Regions from separate parts of the Homo sapiens genome. Here region 1 is linked to region 2. A link is an interaction called in ENCODE POLR2A ChIA-PET data of the cell type or tissue named here. Cell type or tissue: HepG2. All regions are shown on one strand. Each heading gives the region's core, and the rest is flanking DNA. Links, peaks and the distances in the headings are about the cores only. Region 1 has its middle 19 kb from the start of EFNA2. Region 2 overlaps PWWP3A (PWWP domain containing 3A, DNA repair factor).

The links. Peaks named below come from ENCODE experiments on the same cell type or tissue, not always from the same donor. Only the 100,000 strongest peaks of a DNase experiment are listed, where the experiment ranks them.
Region 1: POLR2A ChIA-PET joins it to region 2 with 13 read pairs; 8 of 35 experiments call an interaction of 5 or more read pairs at or near these places.

Annotation. Positions count from the first base shown.
Region 1 is chr19:1,302,267-1,306,651 of GRCh38, reverse strand. No RefSeq gene overlaps it. Among named protein-coding and RNA genes, the nearest start is that of EFNA2, 19 kb to the right of the region's middle. In HepG2, for the core only: no CTCF peak of the experiment used is centred there; a DNase peak (open chromatin) is centred at 2,181; H3K4me3 peaks cover 382 bases.
Region 2 is chr19:1,371,310-1,375,694 of GRCh38, reverse strand. It overlaps PWWP3A (PWWP domain containing 3A, DNA repair factor), which reads right to left. Exons shown (of 14, transcript NM_001369789.1): 13 at 2,535-2,623. Among named protein-coding and RNA genes, the nearest start is that of TRF-GAA1-6, 9.9 kb to the left of the region's middle. In HepG2, for the core only: a CTCF peak has its summit at 3,513 (motif pointing right); DNase peaks (open chromatin) are centred at 1,314, 1,744, 2,074 and 3,524; H3K4me3 peaks cover 1,080 bases.

The DNA.
Region 1 (4,385 bases), core at 85-4,084, 69 kb after region 2:
CGCGGTGGCTCACGCCTGTCATCCCAGCACTTTGGGAGGCCGAGGCAGGCAGATCACGAGGTCAGGAGATCAAGACCATCCTGGCTAACACAGTGAAACCCGGTCTCTACTAAAAATACAAAAAAAAAACAGCGGGCGTGGTGGCGGGTGCCTGTAGTCCCAGCCACTCGGGAGGCTGAGGCAGGAGAATGGCGTGAACCCGGGAGACGGAGCTTGCAGTTAGCTGAGATCGTGCCACTGCACTCCAGCCTGGGCGACAGAGTGAGACTCTGTCTCAAAAAAATAAAATAAAATAAATAGGCCGGGCGCGGTGGCTCATGCCTGTAATCCCAGTACTTTGGGAGGCGAGGCAGGCGGATCACCTGAGGTCGGGAGATCGAGACCATCCTGGCTAACACAGTGAAACCCCGTCTCTACTAAAAATACAAAAAATTAGCCGGGCGTGGTGGTGGGCGCCTGTAGTCCCAGCTACGCAGGAGACTGAGGCAGGAGAATGGTGTGAACCCGGGAGGCGGAGCTTGCAGTGAGCCGAGATCGCCCCACTGCACTCCAGCCTGGGCGGCAAGAGCGAAATTTCATCTCAAAAAAAAAAAAAAAAAAAAAAAGGTGGGGAGAGCCCAGAGGAGACTCGGGAAGGGTGTGCCAGCCAGGGCAAAGAGGGAACACCCGTGAGTGAGAGGTGCCCTGGGGAAGAAGCAGGTGTCAGGGCTGGGTTGGGGGACCAGAGGACAGAGTGCTGTGGCCTCTGGGGATGGTGGGGGGGGGGGCTTCTTTTTTTTTTCTTCTCCTTATTTTGTTTGTTTTTCTTATTTTTGTTTTGTTTTGTTTTCTTTTCTTTTCTGGAGCCTCTCATTACTGCCATGTGGCTGTTGGATCCCTGCAAGGCGATTCTTGTGTTTCAGCCTTCCCGAGTAGCTGGGACTACAGGCGCCTGCCATCACGGCCGGCTAATTTTTGTATTTTTAGTAGAGACAAGGTTTCACCATGTTGGCCAAGCTGGTCTCGAACTCCTGACCTCAAGTGAGCTACCTGCCTTGGCCTCCCAAAGTGCTGGGATTACTGGTGTGAGCTGTTCAGTATTTTTGTTTGTTTGTTTTTTGAGACAGGGTCTGGCTCTGTCACCCAGGCTGGAGTGCAGTGGCGTGATCATGGCTCAATGCAGTCTCAACCTCCTGGGCTCAAAGCATCTTTCCCCCTGGGCCTCCCGAGTAGCTGGAACCAGAGGTGCGTGCCAGCATGCCTGGCTAATTTTTTAATTTTTATTTTGCCGAGATGGTGGTGGTGGGGGTCTCACCCTGTTGCCCAGGCTGGTCTTGAACCCCTGGCCTCCAGCAATCAGCCTGCCTCAGTCTCCAAAATTGCTGGGATTACAGGCAGGAGCCACCATGCCCAGCCTCCGTTCAGTTTTGAGGGTGAAGAATGAGACACCATTTCTAAAAAGCAAAAAAAAAGTGAGCCCCCCTCCATCATGGCTGTTTGGACCAGAGGGTGGGGACCAAGGGGTTTTCTCCTCAAACACAGATGTAGACAGGCACACTGAGGCTCAGTGGTGAGGTCTGGGGGGATGCAGAGCCCTGCCCTGGGCCACCGGGGCTGTGGGGGGCGGCACGTTCCACCCCAAGCCGCACTCAAGAGTTTTGGGCGCCTCAGGCCTCCTTTCCCCTAGCAGCCTCCCGCTGCCCCCTGCCCGCGGCGGGCACCGAGGCGGCAGTAACTGGCCGGCAGGAGGGAGATGACTTCCCTCAGGATCCTCTGGGCGGAAAAGACTCTGCGCGGGACCAGCGTACCAATGGCCGTCCAGGGCTGGCAGGAGCCGGCATTGGGGTCTCACTGGGGCTGGGGTCGGGGGTAACCAGGTTCCCCAAGGAGCGCCCACACCCGGCGGGGACATCCCAGCACAGCCCCTGGAGTGAGTGGCCACTCGACACGTTGATGCAGCCACTGGGACAGGCACCAGGGTCTGGTCAGGGTCTGGCGCGGGAGTGGAGGTCAGTTCCTGAGAGGCTCGGGCCCAAAACACATGTGTCTGGCGACACAGGGGTACACAGGCATGGAGGTGCAAGCGCAGGGCTACGCGTGTGTGTGTGTACACGTGTCTGCGTGTGGCCAATGACACGGTCCCAGGAGATTCCCTGCTCTGGGCCCAGCACTGGTCCCGGCGATAACCAGGACAGACCCAGCCCTGCCCTTAGCGGCTGCAGCCTGGGGAGGAGTCAGGTAAGTAAACAGTCACAAAGGGCACCCACAGCCTCCTGGCCAGGAGCTCAGGTGACATCTGAGCTGAGTTGGAAGGGGCTGAGTGGGGGAGCCTGGCTGCAATCTGCAAGAGAGGTTCATCGGGGCAGTGGGGTGGGCTGGGGGGACAGTGCATGCAAAGGCCCAGAGGCAGGAGCTCAGCCATTCTTTGTGTATTTACCCAAAGTCACCTTTTAGGCTGGGCGCAGTGGCTCACGTCTGTATTCTCAGCACTTTCGGAGGCCAAGGCAGGTGGATTACTTCAGGTCAGGAATTTGAGACCAGCCTGGCCAATATGGTGAAACCCCATCTCTACTAAAAATACAAAAATTAGCTGGGCGAGTTGGCACACACCTGTAATCCCAGCTTCTCGGGAATCTGAGGCAGGAGAATTGCTTGAACGTGGGAGGCGGAGGCTGCAGTGAGCCGGGTTCGTGCCATTACACTCCAGCCTGGGTGACAGAGAGACTCAGTCTCAAAAAAACACAAAAACAAAAACGAAAAAGCAAAGTCACCTTTTGCATTGAAACTTTGTCTCAAAAATAATAAGATTGTCACAATATGCCCGTAGTGCCAGCTACTCAGAGGCTGCGGGAGGCAAATCGCTTGAGCCCAGGAGCCAGAGGTTTCAGTGAGCCGTGATCGCACCACTGCACTCCAGCCTGGGCGACAGAGTGAGACCCCGTCTCTAATAAATAATACAGAGTTAAATAATAAATCTAAAAAAAGCATCTTGGCTGGGCGTGGTGGCTCACTTCTGTAATCACAAGAAGTTTGGCTTGTGAGTTTTTGTTCTTTGTTTTTTAGAGACAATCTCTGAAAATGGTGAGATTACAGGGGTGAGCTACCATGCCTGGCACCCCCAGCACTCTGGGAGGCCAGGGCGGGAGGATCACTTGAGCCCAGGAGTTCGAGACCAGCCAGGAAATATAGCAAGACCCCATCTCTACAAAAAACAATAATAATAATAAATTGTATTTTTAACAATTGTCATAATAGCTAAAAGGTGGAAAGTACCCAAGTGCCCCTGGATAGATGATTGGATAAACACAGCGTGGTCCTTCCACGCACCGGAACGTGCTCAGCTGTGAAAAGGAGCGAGGCTCTGACCCAGGCCACAGCGCAGATGCACCTTGAGGACGTCACACTCAGTGAGAGATGCCAGACACGCAAGGCCACACAGTGTGTGACCCATTTCCATGAAACGTCCAGGACAGGCCCATCCACAGAGACAGGGAAGGAGGGGATACGTTGGTGCCAGGGGAGGGGATAAGGAGTGACGGCTGATGGGGACAAGGCTTCCTTTTGGGGTGATGGAATGTTCTGGAATCAGAGCTGATGGCTGCACAAGTCTCAATGCACTAAAATCCATGCAATTGTACTTAAAATGGAGGGAAGGACACTATTGTGTTTTTGTAACAGCATCACAGTCAGCACTGGGATGCCTCTCATGATCCCTGATCTCATTCTGTCCTTGGTCCTCTCTGTCCCAGTGGTCACGTTGCAGTTTGGGGTGGGGGTCTCGGCATGAATGGGCTGTGGGGGTCGCCTCCCTCTCTGAGCCTCGGGGTCCTCTGTGGAGTGGGGCATGGTGGAGCCTCCCCCGCGGTGCTCAGCACGGTGGCCGGCCGGCCCTCTGTGCCTCCGTGCGTCCACCCCGCGCTGGGCAGGGGCGGGGCGGGGCACACACAGGGGTCTTTGTGCCTGGGCTGCCTCATTAGGAGGCGGCCCCCGTCACCGGGCCCAGCGCAGCTGAATTAATTAGCTGGGAGCGTTCCCGCTCGGCTAATTGTGCCGGAGACGCCGTCGTCACGGCGGGTGGGATGCAGGCGACCATCGTCCAGCCGTAAAGACCTCAGTCCCCTGGGCCGGGTCACCTGCCGCGTCACCCCCAGCCTCTCTGTGCCTCAGTTTCTTCAATCGGGGCGTGCCTGGCATGAAGGCCCCTGGGACCCGAGAACTTACAGATGTGCCGTTTGCAAGGGGAAGAGGTTAGGAGATGACAGAGCCCCTGCCCTGGCCTGGAGCAGGTGGGGAAACTGAGTTACACAGAGGCAGAGCTTGCCAGTGGAGATTTCACAACATTTGATTGGATCCTGAGGCCCAGGAATTCCACCATGTTCAGGTGTGTGCCGGCCAGCGGTGTCCCC
Region 2 (4,385 bases), core at 108-4,107:
TTTTATATATTATAAAATTGTACATTTTATATATAATATATACAATTATATATTATATAATATATAAAATTGTTATATAATTGTATATATTATAATATATAAAATTATACATTTTATATATAATATATTTTATATATAATATATATTTTATATATAAAATATATAAATTATATGATTTTATATATTATATATAAAATTTATATATTTTATATAATATATAAATTTTATATAATATACATTATATATAAATATATATGGCTATATATATTTTATATATATAATATATATTATATATATATGAGAGGGCAGTTGTTTGATGGGGACAGAGCTGTAGTTTGGAAAGATGAAGTTCGGAGATGAGCAGCAGTACCGGCTGCATAGCACTGTGAAAGTGCTCACCGCCATCGAACCATACACTTAAGAAGGTTAGGATGGTAACTTTTACAGGATGTGTAATATTTTTTTTTTTTTTTGAAACGGAGTCTCGCTCTGTCACCAGGCTGGAATGCAGTAGCACAATCTCAGCTCACTGCAACCTCCACCTCCCGGGTTCAAGCGATTCCCCTGCCTCAGCCTGCTGAGTAGCTGGGACTGACTATAGGCGCGTGCCACCATGCTTGGTTTTTTTTTTTTTTTAAAGTAGAGATGGGGTTTCACCATGGTGGCCAGGATGGTCTCGAACTCCTGACCTCGTGATCCACCTGCCTCGGCCTCCCAAAGTGCTGGGATTATGGGCGTGAGCAACCGCACCAGGCCTTAACAATGTTTTAAAATAATATTTATTTTTAGAGACAGGGTGTTGCTCTGTCACCCAGACTAGGGTGCAGTGGCATAATGATGGCTCACTACAGCCTCAAACTCCTGGGCTCAGAGGATCCTCCCACCTTAGCCTCTCAAAGTGCTGGGATTACAGGCATGAGCCACTGTGACTGACTAAAAATAATTTTTTACGAAAGAGTATGAGATGCCAAATTGTCCTTACTAAGTGACCTCCCTGTAAAGGAAAATTATAACAATTGCTTAGCTAGCAACCCCTCTCAGCAATAGGGCTGCCCTGGATCAAAAGAGATCAACAACGGCTGCTGGCTCTGATGTGCGCCCCAGCAGACCTGGAAATAGGGGAGAGCACACCGGCCGCAGCACCAGAGAAAGGCAGACCTGAGGAGGACAGCCTTGGGAAGAGTGCAGAGAGGCTCATGGTGCAACTCTAAAAGAACAAGAGGGCCTGGGAAACGCCGTGCGGCGGGGAGACTGGGTCCCAGGACGCCCAGTGTGTGACCCAAGGCTCCACTGAGGCCAAAGATCAAGTGCGATGCTGCTCACTGGCTTGTTATTTTGAGCATGTCCCCGGCGTGATGAAATCACGGCCTGTGTGCTCAGCCCAAGTAACTTCTCCATCAGCACCAGCACCATTCTCACAGGTCACGGGAGGCTTTCATGGCAACTGGAAGCTGTGATGAACTCCTAACGGGTTTTGATGTCGGCAACCCAGACTCAAAAAAAAAAATCAGGATGAAAGATTTCCACAGATGGGCGTGGAGCGGTGAAGAGGCTTCTGAGACGGAGGGAGAGGACAAACCAGCAGGCTGGGTCCAGGTGTCCTGGCTCCGACCTTACCCCCTCCCCGGACCTCACTTATTCTTACGGCAAGCATGACGGGGGAACCATGAAGATCCAGCAGGAAAACACCCAGTTTCTGTATCCAAAGGCCTTTCCTGTTTTGGTAAGCCAGCTGGGCCAACACTCCCTAAACAAGGCCAAATTCCACCTTTGTGCAGCTCTGCGGGGGTGGCCTGCCAATGCCACCGAGGCCCCACACCTCCTCCCTGGCCTCTCCAGGGGCCCCTCCTGCCCTGCCCAGGGAGGACATGGGGCTGGTGAGGGAGTTCAGTGTCTTCACCAGGAGTCTCCTGTGACTGTGGGCCCGGGAGACGTCGGTGGCTGCGCAAGCCACCCTGGCCGGAGACCCTGTCCTTGACTCTAGTTGAGTCTTCAGCCTGTCACTGCCCCGTGGGCCCCGCCTGGCTCCCAGCAAGGCCTGGCCGCATGCCCAGAGACAGGATTAGGCGCTCTGGGGGCCAAACATCCAAGGGCAGCTAAGCACACGGATGTGAGAGAAACATCTTGATCACAGCATTCTTCTGGCTGCTGGAAAGCACCGGGCCGTGCTGCTGCTTAATCTTGCTGTATTTCTCACACAGCCATGGGGCTGTGGAAAGAGGGGAGGAAAGTGCAAAAAGCAAACATCAGCCCCTGCAAAAAGAGATTAAGAACAGACACGGCCCAGGCACGTGCCCGTGGCCCCGTGCTGCCCACAGCGACCAGCTGGGAGACCCGGGCACAGCCTTCCTGGGGGGCAGGAGTGACCCACAGGGTGAGTTCAGCGTATGTGATCAGCTCACCACCCAGCACCTGGGCCACCTCATGAGGGAGAGGGGCTGCGGCAGCCTGGAGTCAAACTGCCTGTGGGTGTGGAAATAGAAACTGCAAGGCAGAGACGCAAGTGGCTGGAGATAGCGCCGGGAGCGGCCTACCGGTAGCTCAGCGAAGGCCCCTTGATGTACTTCTCCTCAGCCGTCTTGTAGTCCACCTCGTCCACCGCAGAGATCGCACAGATGATGGCCTGTGAGAGGGCACGGGGCTCAATAGCAGCAGGCACTGCCCAACTGGCCCCAAGTGGCCTGCGGTTAAGAAGGCCGCAGGGAGCCTGGGTCACCAGGTTCCAGCCTCCAGACATGGTCTAGCTCATGGTTCAGAAGGTGCAAACCTAGTCCATGAATCCCTGCTTGTAATGATGTTTCTTAATTAAATCAGTACTATCTTTCGGACTAGACACAATAGCTCAGATCACTAAAAGCAGAGAAGAAAAGGCAAGACCCAAACCCACAAGAGCATTTCTCAAAAATTTTAAGTTTTTTTTTTGGTGGCGGTTTTTTCTGGTACAGAGTCTCGCCCTGTCGCCCAGGCTGGAGCGCAATGGCATAATCTCAGCTCACTGCAACCTCTGCCTCCCGGGTTCAGGTGATTCTCCTGCCTCAGCCTCCCGAGTAGCTGGGATTATAGGTACGCGCCACCACGCCCAGCTAATTTTTGTATTTTTAGTAGAAACGGGGTTTCACCATGTTGGCCAGGCTGGTCTCAAGCTCCTGGCCTCATGATCCACCTGCCTCGGCCTCCCAAAGTGCTGGAATTACCGATGCGAGCCACCACACCCGGCCTTAAGTTTATTGTTATAAAAAAAAAAGAGTATCCTGAATACACAATACATACCTGACATTAAGAAATCATCCCTATTTTTTACTTTTGTGATTATGGTAAACACATTTTTAACAGAGTCCATTCGGTTCAGAGCAGAGTCTCTCCCACTCGGCCCTGTGGACGTCGGGGCCAGACTGTTCTCTGAGGTGGGGCTGTCCTAGGCGCTGCAGGGTGCTGAGCAGCGTCCCTGCCCCAACCCACTCCATGCCAGAAGCACCCTTAGCTGTGACAAGCACAGATGTCCCCAGACACTGCCAGTGTCCCCCAGGGGGCAGAATCACCCTCCTTTTAGAGACACACACTGAAGTATTTATGGGCTTAAAAAAAAACTGTGGCCGGGAGTGGTGGCTCACGCCTGTAATCCCAGCACTTTGGGAGGCTGAGGGGGGTGGATCACGAGGTCAGGAGATCAAGATCATCCTGGCCAACATGGTGAAACCCCGTCTCTACTAAAAATACAAAAAATTAGCCGGGCGTCGTGGCGGGCGCCTGTAGTCCCAGCTACTTGGAAGGCTACAAGAGAATGGCGTGAACCTGGGAGGCAGAGCTTGCAGTGAGCCGAGATTGCGCCACTGCACTCCAACCTGGGTGACAGAGCGAGACTCCAACTCAAAAAAAAAAAAAAAAAAAAGCTTGAGGGTTTTTATGCTCCAAAAAATAATTCCAGGCAGGTTATGGGCACATTAGAGTTCATTATGCTATTTTCTTTTTGGGTCTATTTGAAAATTCCCATAGTTATAAAGTTAAATAGTTTTGAGTATGTTTTTTTCCCACAGATGTACACATATGCCCAGCAATGTCCTCTCTGAAATTTCAGATACAAACTTCAAAATCATCTGTATTTGCTCCTCACCAAGCCCCAAATCCGCAGCTGAAGTTCGAAATCACAGACAGTCTAATTTGTGTGTTTAACTTACCACGGGTTTATCAGAGTATGAGGCGCATTATCCACTTACAGTTTTTCAACTTACAGTGGGTTTATCTGGGTACTAAATGCGATTCTGACTTGGGAATTTCCAACTCGCAGTGGGTTTCCCAGGACTGACCCACCGAGGCTGGGAAGCATCTGTGCGCCCGCAGTAGGGAGGGAGTTCGCACCCCCTGGTGCTGACAGCTTCTAAGCAGCT